Regions from separate parts of the Homo sapiens genome. Here region 2 is linked to region 1. Evidence: read pairs that join two places in POLR2A ChIA-PET (ENCODE). Cell type or tissue: OCI-LY7. All regions are shown on one strand.

Region 1 (4,000 bases):
AATAGCCAAGCTAAGGAAAACTCTTCTTGCTTGCCTTGGGTGGTTCCCAAGATACGAAGATACATTCGTGTGGCTCGTTGGATTTTTCTGACACTTGGGCCATAGGGAAGTCACAGTAGGCTTTTCTGGGGACCTTCATTAAGTCTGTAAGGGTAGGAAGGCAGGATTCCTTGTCTAAATTCAGATGGATTGGTAGAGGTGCGAGCCTGGAGGCAAAACTGTCAAATAAGTGGTATGTGTCAGAGTATGCCTGCCCTCACTCTTATCCTTTGTCCCTTTCTTGTTAGCATCTAGTGTCAACCAGTTCTATAATAGGTATTGCAGAAAGTTCAATATTAGCTTAGAAAGTTTAAACGTTTCTTCCCTTCTGGGAATATTTATGTTTTAACATAAGACTCTGAAGCACAGCTGGAGGTATGCGTCCAAGGCTTCTGCTCCAAGACTGCTTAGCTCTCTCTGCCACAAAGACACGCCCAGTATTTTCAGAGGGAAGAAGTAAGAAACGAAGGCTTGGCATCTTGAAGTGTTAAATCTGGAAAGACCTCTATATCACGGTAGCCTTCATTTCACAGACAGGAAACAGGCCTGAAAGAGCAGCAAATAACTCGGCCAGAGTTTCACAGTACATAGCAGACCTCAGTCTTGAACTCATGTCCTCAGCCTATCTCTAACCAGATAAATATTCCTGAAACATGCCTTAAAATAAAATTTGAAAATCTTTTTTGAGATAAAATTCACATCCTATACAATTCACCCGTTTAAAATGCATGGTTCAATAGCTTTTGGTATATTCACGGAATTGTGTAACCATCACCACAATTAATTTTAGAGCATTTTCATCGCCCCAAACCTTGTACCTCTAAGCCATCACTCCCTATGCCCCCAGCCATAGGCAACCCCTAATCTACTTTCTGTCTCTATTAGATTATGGATTTCTCTATTCTGGACATTTTATATCAGGAGACTCATACAATATCGGTTCCTTTGTGACTGACTTCTTTCACATAGCCTAATGTTTCCAAGGTTCTTCTGTGTTGTAGCATGTATCAATACTTTATTTTTCTTGCTGGATAATATTCTATTATAAAAATATATCACATTTTCTTTATCCATTTATCAGTTGATAACATTTGGGTTATTTCCACTTTTTGACTTATGAATAATGCTGCCATGAACATTCATATACAAGTTTTTGTGTGGACATATGTTAAATTTCTCTTGGGTGTATATGTAGGAGTGGAATTTCTAGGTCATATGAGAACTTTATGTTTAGCTTTTGAAGAACTGCTAAACGTTCCAGAGCACTGCCCCATTTTACATTCCCACCAGCGGTGCATAAGATCCCAGTTTCTCCATATCCTCACCAACATTTATCTGTCTTTTTCACTATAGTCATCCTAGTGGTTGTACAGTGGTATCTCATCGTGTTTTTAACACAGCCTTTTTAAAAACATATGTGCTAGGCCAGGCACGATGGCTCACGCCTGTAATCCCAGCACTTTGGGAGGCCGAGGCAGATGGATCACCTGAGGTCACGAGTTCGAGACAGCCTGGCCAACATGGTGAAACCCTGTCTCTACTGAAAATACAAAAATTAGCTGGGCGTGGTGGCACACGCCTGTAATCCCAGCTACTTGGCAGGCTGAGACAGGAGAATCGCTTGAACCAAAGAGGCGGAGGTTGCAGTGAGCCAAGATCGCACCACTGCACTGCAGCTTGGGCAACAGAGTAAGACTCCATCTCAAAAAACAAAGCAAAACATATGTGCTGAGAAACCTTCAGCAGTTACACACTGCATTTGTAAGGTCTTAACTCTTTAGTTTGGTACGCTAGTCCTTGTAAGATTTCCACAGTCTTCACATCTTTTCTGCCAGCCGCCTCTTTGGGAACCCAGCACACAAGACAACCAGATCTCCTGACTGCCTTCCCTCCCCAGTTTCACAAGACTAGAATCCCTTCTGCCTGCCTAGCTGTTCTTGAAATTTCATTTGGATAGCAAAGAATTCAGAAGGGGTGAGGAATTGGGGTTTCCAGAGCAAAACTGGAAATGGACGAGTGGCCTCTTCTAAGGCTGGGGCCAGGAATGACCTTGTATCGCCAAAGGGGTGGCAGGGCTGCCAGAACGTGCAGTTAAAGGTTCCGGGGCTCAGCCACTTCCTCCCGTAGCTATGCATGGCAAGTGATAAGAGGACAGCCCTGCTGTGGACTCAGCAAAGCCAGAGCAGGAAATGAGACCTAGGTTCCAACTCTAAATGTTTACTTTCTTTTTCCTTTGCTCTCCTTCCTCAGCAGATTAGTTGAGGTATGTTTCAGCCTGACCTAAAGTTTTTTCTTATACTTTTAGAAGAAACCCACTTAATATACTAACTTGTAATAGACGCCAGTCACTTTTTTTTTTTTTTTTTTTTTTTTTAAGAGAGATGTCTCTCTTGCGTGATCTCAAAGTTTCTGGTAACACTTTGGTTTCTATGGAATTGCTGGAATTCACTGCTATCATGTGCACCTCTATTCATCTAAACCATTGTTTTGAAAATCCTTTACTTAAATGCTCCCTTCTTGAATCCCCTTATAAATAAAAACAGCTTATGTTGGTTCAGTGGTTTGATGGGCTGTTTACTCTTCCGGAATATTATTGAAGCATCTTAAATCCAAAATGTCCTCTTTATTTAGTTTGTCTCAATGTCTAGGCACACCATCTTGACTGCAGACGCAGACCTCAAATAAACTTCCTCCTCGGGAGGTACCCATTTCCCTTATCAAGGCAGGGCATTTGGCTCAGAAATTGCTCGGTTTCTTTTTTTTTTTTTCTTAAGACAGAACCTCACTCTCACCCAGGCTGGAGTGCAGTGGCACTATCTTCACTCACTGCAGCCTCCACCTCCAGGTTTAAGCAATTCTCCTGCCTCAGCCTCCCGAGTAGCTGGGACTACAGGCACATGCAACCACACCTGACTAATTTTTGTATTTTTAATAGAGACAGGGTTTCACTATGTTGGCCAGCCCGATCTCGAACTCCTGACCTCAGGTGACCCACCTGCCTCGGCCTGCCAAAGTGCTGGGATCACAGGTGTGGGCCACCTTGCCTGGCCTGAAATTTCTCAGTTTCTAAATAGGTTCTTGGCAGCTCCTCTTCTCCAACTTGAAGTTACTGGCCAACAGTATATAATCATCTGCAGAAAGACCAATATGTACTGACTTTTCACTATAGGAAGATTTATTTCAGTTTTGAGGAAATCTCTTGTAACCCTAGAGGATAATGGAATTGGAAGAAAAGTAGATGCTGTTTCAGAGTCCTGGGGTAAAATGTAAAAATGAGCAATATATACACACACACACACACACACATATATATATATTTTTTTTTTTTTGAGACGGGGTCTCACTCTGTAGCCCAGGCTGGAGTGCAGTGGCACGATCTCCACTCACTGCAACCTTTGCCTCCTGGGTTCAAGCGATTCTCCTGCCTCAGCCTCCCAAGTAGCTGGGACTATAGGCACGCACCACCATGCCCAGCTATTTGTATTTTTAGTAGAGATGGGGTTTCACCATGTTGGCCAGGCTTGTCTGGAACTCCTGACCTCAAGTGATCCGCCCGCCTCAAAGTGCTGGAATTACAGGCATGAGCCACTGTGCCCGGCAAGTCTCATTGTTTCACTGTAGCAAGGACGCAGCCAGTGTTAAATCAGGAGGTCTTCCCCTGTGAAGTTGCTTTATTGGAAGCCTTAATCAGAAGAATCATCAGCGGAAAGCAGTTGTCTGCAAAGCCATTCCTCCCCTTGCCAGTAGGTGGCACTGTAGCTGTACTGTTTTCAGATGCCCTCTCCAGCCGTGCAATCTCTCCCTTGGCCCCAGGCTTCTCATGTTCTGTTTCTTCTTTGCCAGGTCTATGTGCTCTCTCTATCAACCATTCCAATTCTTACCTGGCCTATCCTGGAAGCCTGACTTCAGGGGAGATTGTGCTTTATGATGGAAACTCCCTGGTAAGTTGACGGTGACCTGG
Region 2 (4,000 bases), 220 kb after region 1:
AATAAGGTATTGAAAATACTCTCATAAAATACGTTCTGAAAAAAATTCCAGGTTCTACCTCCTAAGAGCCATAGGATCTTGGGCAAATCAAGGGCAAATTATTTAACCTCTTTGAGATTTAGTCTCTTCATCTATAAAATGCAGACAAAAATAGTGCCTGCAAGGCAGGGCATGGTGACCCAGGCCTGTAATCCTATCACTTTGGGAGGCTGCGGTGGGAGGATTGCTTGAACCCAGGAGTTCGAGACCAGCCTGGCCAACACAGTGAGACCTCTACAAAATAAAAAATAAAAAAATCAGCTGGGCGTGGTGGCACATGCCTGTAGTCCCAGCTCCTAGGGGGGCTGAGGTGAGAGGACAGCCTGAGCCTGGGAGATTGAGGCTGCAGTGAGCCATGATCATGCCACTGCACTCTAGCCTGGGCGACAGTGAGACCCTGTCTCCAAAAGTGATTAATTAAAAGTAAAATAAAATTTAAAAATATAGTACCTGCGTTATTGGGCTGTTGGGAGGTTTAATTTTAAAATACATAAAATGCTTAGGACACTGTGAGGCATGCATGAAGTGCTCACTAAATGTTGCTCTTGGCTGTTACTAACTTATCACAACTACTTCTTTTTACAGGTCTCTGAAACTAAGACCTATACCACTGATTACTGTGTAATGAGCCTTACAGATGTCAAGGTTTTTCTGTATGTGGACAAGACACCTTTGGTCTGTATCTGGCCAAAAAGGGCAGCACAGGGAAAGAAAGAGGCAGTGAGAGTGAATATCCAAAGGGTAAGGACAAGCAGCACAGAAAGGAAGGCACAGGAATGGGAGAATTGGAGCATGGACTAAATTTCACTTACTTCCTAATTTGTTCCCAGCCATCCTGATGACTATGAGCTCCTTTCAAGAGGGCACTTGAGATTGCGTGAATGTGACCTGCTATAACTGCTGAATGTCTATACAGAGTACAAGCACCGGGCTCCCTGACAGGCAGCCATCACTGAATTTCCACTTACAATGACAACACAGCAGTAAACTTTTTTTTTTGGAGACAGACAGAGTCTCACTCCATCACCCAGGCTGGAGTACAGTGGCTCCATCTCGGCTCATTGCAACCTCCGCCTCCTAGGTTCAAGCGATTCCTGTGCCTCAGCTTCCTGAGAGCAGTAAACTTTAAACTTTAAAAATGTGGTTACAGTTATTTCACCATTTGGAATGACCTTGCTGACAAAGGTTTCCATGTTACCACCTCAACAGTGAAATGTTAAAACAAAGACAAAAGCAAAAAATGGCACAATGAATACCATGACCAGATGTTTGGGAGGTAAGGGAGCAAGAAAAGAAAAAAGTTACACATATTTTACACATATTTCTTAAAATATCTGATCCAAACCAAAAGACATAGAATATACATTTAAAACCTTATGTATTGTTTCTCTTAGCAGTTTCTGGGTTAAGGTGACAGATTTCATTTTGCTCCCTCCTGAAACCTTCTTAAAACCATACTAAAGAAATATTGTTAGTCTGGACGCAGTGGCTCACGCCTATAATCCCAGCACTTTGAGAGGCCGAGGAGGGCAGATGGCTTGAGCTCACAAGTTCGAGACCAGCCTGAGTAACATGGTGAAACCCTGTCTCTACAAAAAATGCAAAAATTAGCCGGGCGTGGTGTCACACACCTGTAGTCCCAGCTATTTGCGGGACTGAAGCAGGAGGACTGCTTGAGCCCAGGAGGTCGAAGCTACAGTTAGCCAAGATAGCGCCACTGCAGTTCAGAGCTTGGGTGACAAAGTGAGACCCTGTCAAAAAAAAAAAAATTGTTAAAGACTAACTCATAAGGATAAAGTAGGAGACACACAATTAAAAAAAAAATTCTGAAAGTAGATGAACAAGTGATTACTGCCTCAGCAGACTCAAGAAAGTCTGATCTCCAACTAAAAAGGAAGGTGAAGTTGAGAACACAATCCTCAAAACGCAATGATAACAAGGAGGGGTGTCTCTAGAATAGGGAACTGGCTGGAGCAGATTCCTAAACCATCTCTCTCCCCTTCAAGCTGCCAAAGGTCTAGTCTCTAGAGGAGGTAAACTGAGGTTCCCTGGACTGGGAGAAACCACGCTCAGTTGTGAAGAAAGGTACTGTACAGAAAACTGAGGATTTAAGTGACGATATACATAGTAAATGCTGTGTGCACAATAAATGAAGCTTTCTTCCACCACTCAGCCACCAGAATACCACCAGCAAGACCTCCATGCTTCAAGCAGGACACAGGAAAAGGCCTTTCCATGCCATCGCTCCTCTAGAGCTTACTCTCGAGGACAGACCTCAAGATACTGACAAGAGGGATTTCCCCCAATAAAAGAGACAATGAAAATCATCCAATGGTTAAGTCAAAATTGATAAGGCCCACCCACTTGCTCAGAGCTTCCAACTGGCTACAGAGTACCACGATGTTAATGAGAAGCAGAAAATTAAGAATTAATAAACATCTGAGGAAGAAATAAAAAAAAAAAAGAATAGGAAGCAGCAACTTAGAAGAAACAGACCATGCACAGAGGAGAAAAAAAAAAACCTGTCATTAATAGCCTCAGAAAAGTAAGAGAAAATACTATATCCAGGACACAGAAACAGGATTTTACTAATTTTTTTAAAGGAAGATTCTAAAAACAAAAGAGCTCTTAGATAATAAAAATATGGTAGCAGAAAGGAAAAACTGGATAGTAGGGTTGGACGACCAAGATAAGGAAATCTTAAAAACCTGAACACATACAAATACCCCAAAAAGAAAAAGAGACAAAGAGGAAAACTGGAGAGAAATGATAAGAATGTCAGAAGACCAAAATAGGAAGTCCAACGTTCAATAAAATCATAGCTCAAGATAAATACAAGAGGGAAAAGAGGAAGTTGTCAGGAGAAGTTCTCAGAATCAAACACAATTGCCAGATTGAAAACGCCCACCAAAAATACCTCGTGGATGAAAGTGGCCCACACAAGGGCGTATCACTGTAAAACTGCAGAACACCATAGACAGCGAAGATTCCGTAAGCTTCCAGCCACAAAGAATCAAGAATCAGTGTGGATTCAGACCTCTCGACAGCACATTGATAAAGTTTCTACTCTCCTTTCCATTCCCTGCTCTGACACTCATTTCATCCTACCAGATTTTTTCATGTGACCTAATTCTAAGAACTGGAAGAGGGCTTTGAAGACTTCAGAAGCTGAAGACGCAAAGTAGCCCATCCCTCTGCCCAGTTTGTTTTATTCTCCCCATTTTGGTTATTATGATTTTTTAAATCCTTTCATTCTTTTCACTCAGAAAGAGGCAAGTAATTGATTTCCTTATGAAGAGGCCAGGCAGTCCATTTTTCATGGCGTTCAGCGTGCACAGCAAATCTAAAACCATTGTCTGGCAAATGCAGCTTGCAGCCGCAATCATTTTTTTCACCAGGTAAGCCGGCTGGCGTATGTTTTTAAAATTTTATTGTTAAGTATTGTCTTTTACTGGTTAAATCAATGATAACATTCTTTACTTTGTGGTTGTGTTACTCAAAACGAGGATTTTTAACAATGATAAAAAATAAAGCTTGTTAGATCATTTTTAATGGTAATGAATTGGTTCCTGAAGATTTGATTAAAGAGAACTAGGCCAATCTAAGCAGAGTCCAAATGAGGTAGAAAGTCCATAGAGAACAGGAAAAAAGGAAGTTGTGGAACCACAGACACAGTAAAAGGAAAAAATTGGCCAGGTGCGATGGCTCACTCCTGTAATCCCAGCACTTTGGGAGGCTGAGGTCGGTGGATTGCTTGAACCCAGGAGTTTAGGCAACATGACAAAACCCCCATCTCTACAAAAAATACACAAACAAAAGACATTAGCCAGGTGTGGTGGTGTGCACCTGTATAATCCTAGCTACTTGGTAGGCTGAGGTGGGAGTATCGCTTGAACCTAGGAGGTGGAGGTGGCAGTTAGCTGAGATTGAGCCGTTGCACCCCAACCTGGATGACAGGGTG

The links. ChIA-PET counts read pairs that join two places held together with the same protein. Peaks named below come from ENCODE experiments on the same cell type or tissue, not always from the same donor. Only the 100,000 strongest peaks of a DNase experiment are listed, where the experiment ranks them.
Region 2: POLR2A ChIA-PET joins it to region 1 with 5 read pairs; 10 of 35 experiments call an interaction of 5 or more read pairs at or near these places.

What each region holds. Positions count from the first base shown.
Region 1 is chr17:68,436,362-68,440,361 of GRCh38, reverse strand. WIPI1 (WD repeat domain, phosphoinositide interacting 1) reads left to right here. Exons shown (of 13, transcript NM_017983.7): 5 at 3,883-3,980. It also overlaps a transcript of ARSG not described here and a transcript of PRKAR1A not described here. Among named protein-coding and RNA genes, the nearest start is that of MIR635, 14 kb to the right of the region's middle. RefSeq lists a silencer at 2,016-2,105 and an enhancer at 3,822-4,000. In OCI-LY7, CTCF peaks have their summits at 1,374 and 3,800 (motif pointing right); DNase peaks (open chromatin) are centred at 571, 2,181, 2,731, 3,791 and 1 weaker place; H3K4me3 peaks cover 2,628 bases; H3K27ac peaks cover 4,000 bases.
Region 2 is chr17:68,212,597-68,216,596 of GRCh38, reverse strand. It overlaps a transcript of AMZ2 not described here. Among named protein-coding and RNA genes, the nearest start is that of AMZ2, 33 kb to the left of the region's middle. In OCI-LY7, a CTCF peak has its summit at 1,766; DNase peaks (open chromatin) are centred at 1,686, 2,350 and 2,916; H3K4me3 peaks cover 2,623 bases; H3K27ac peaks cover 4,000 bases.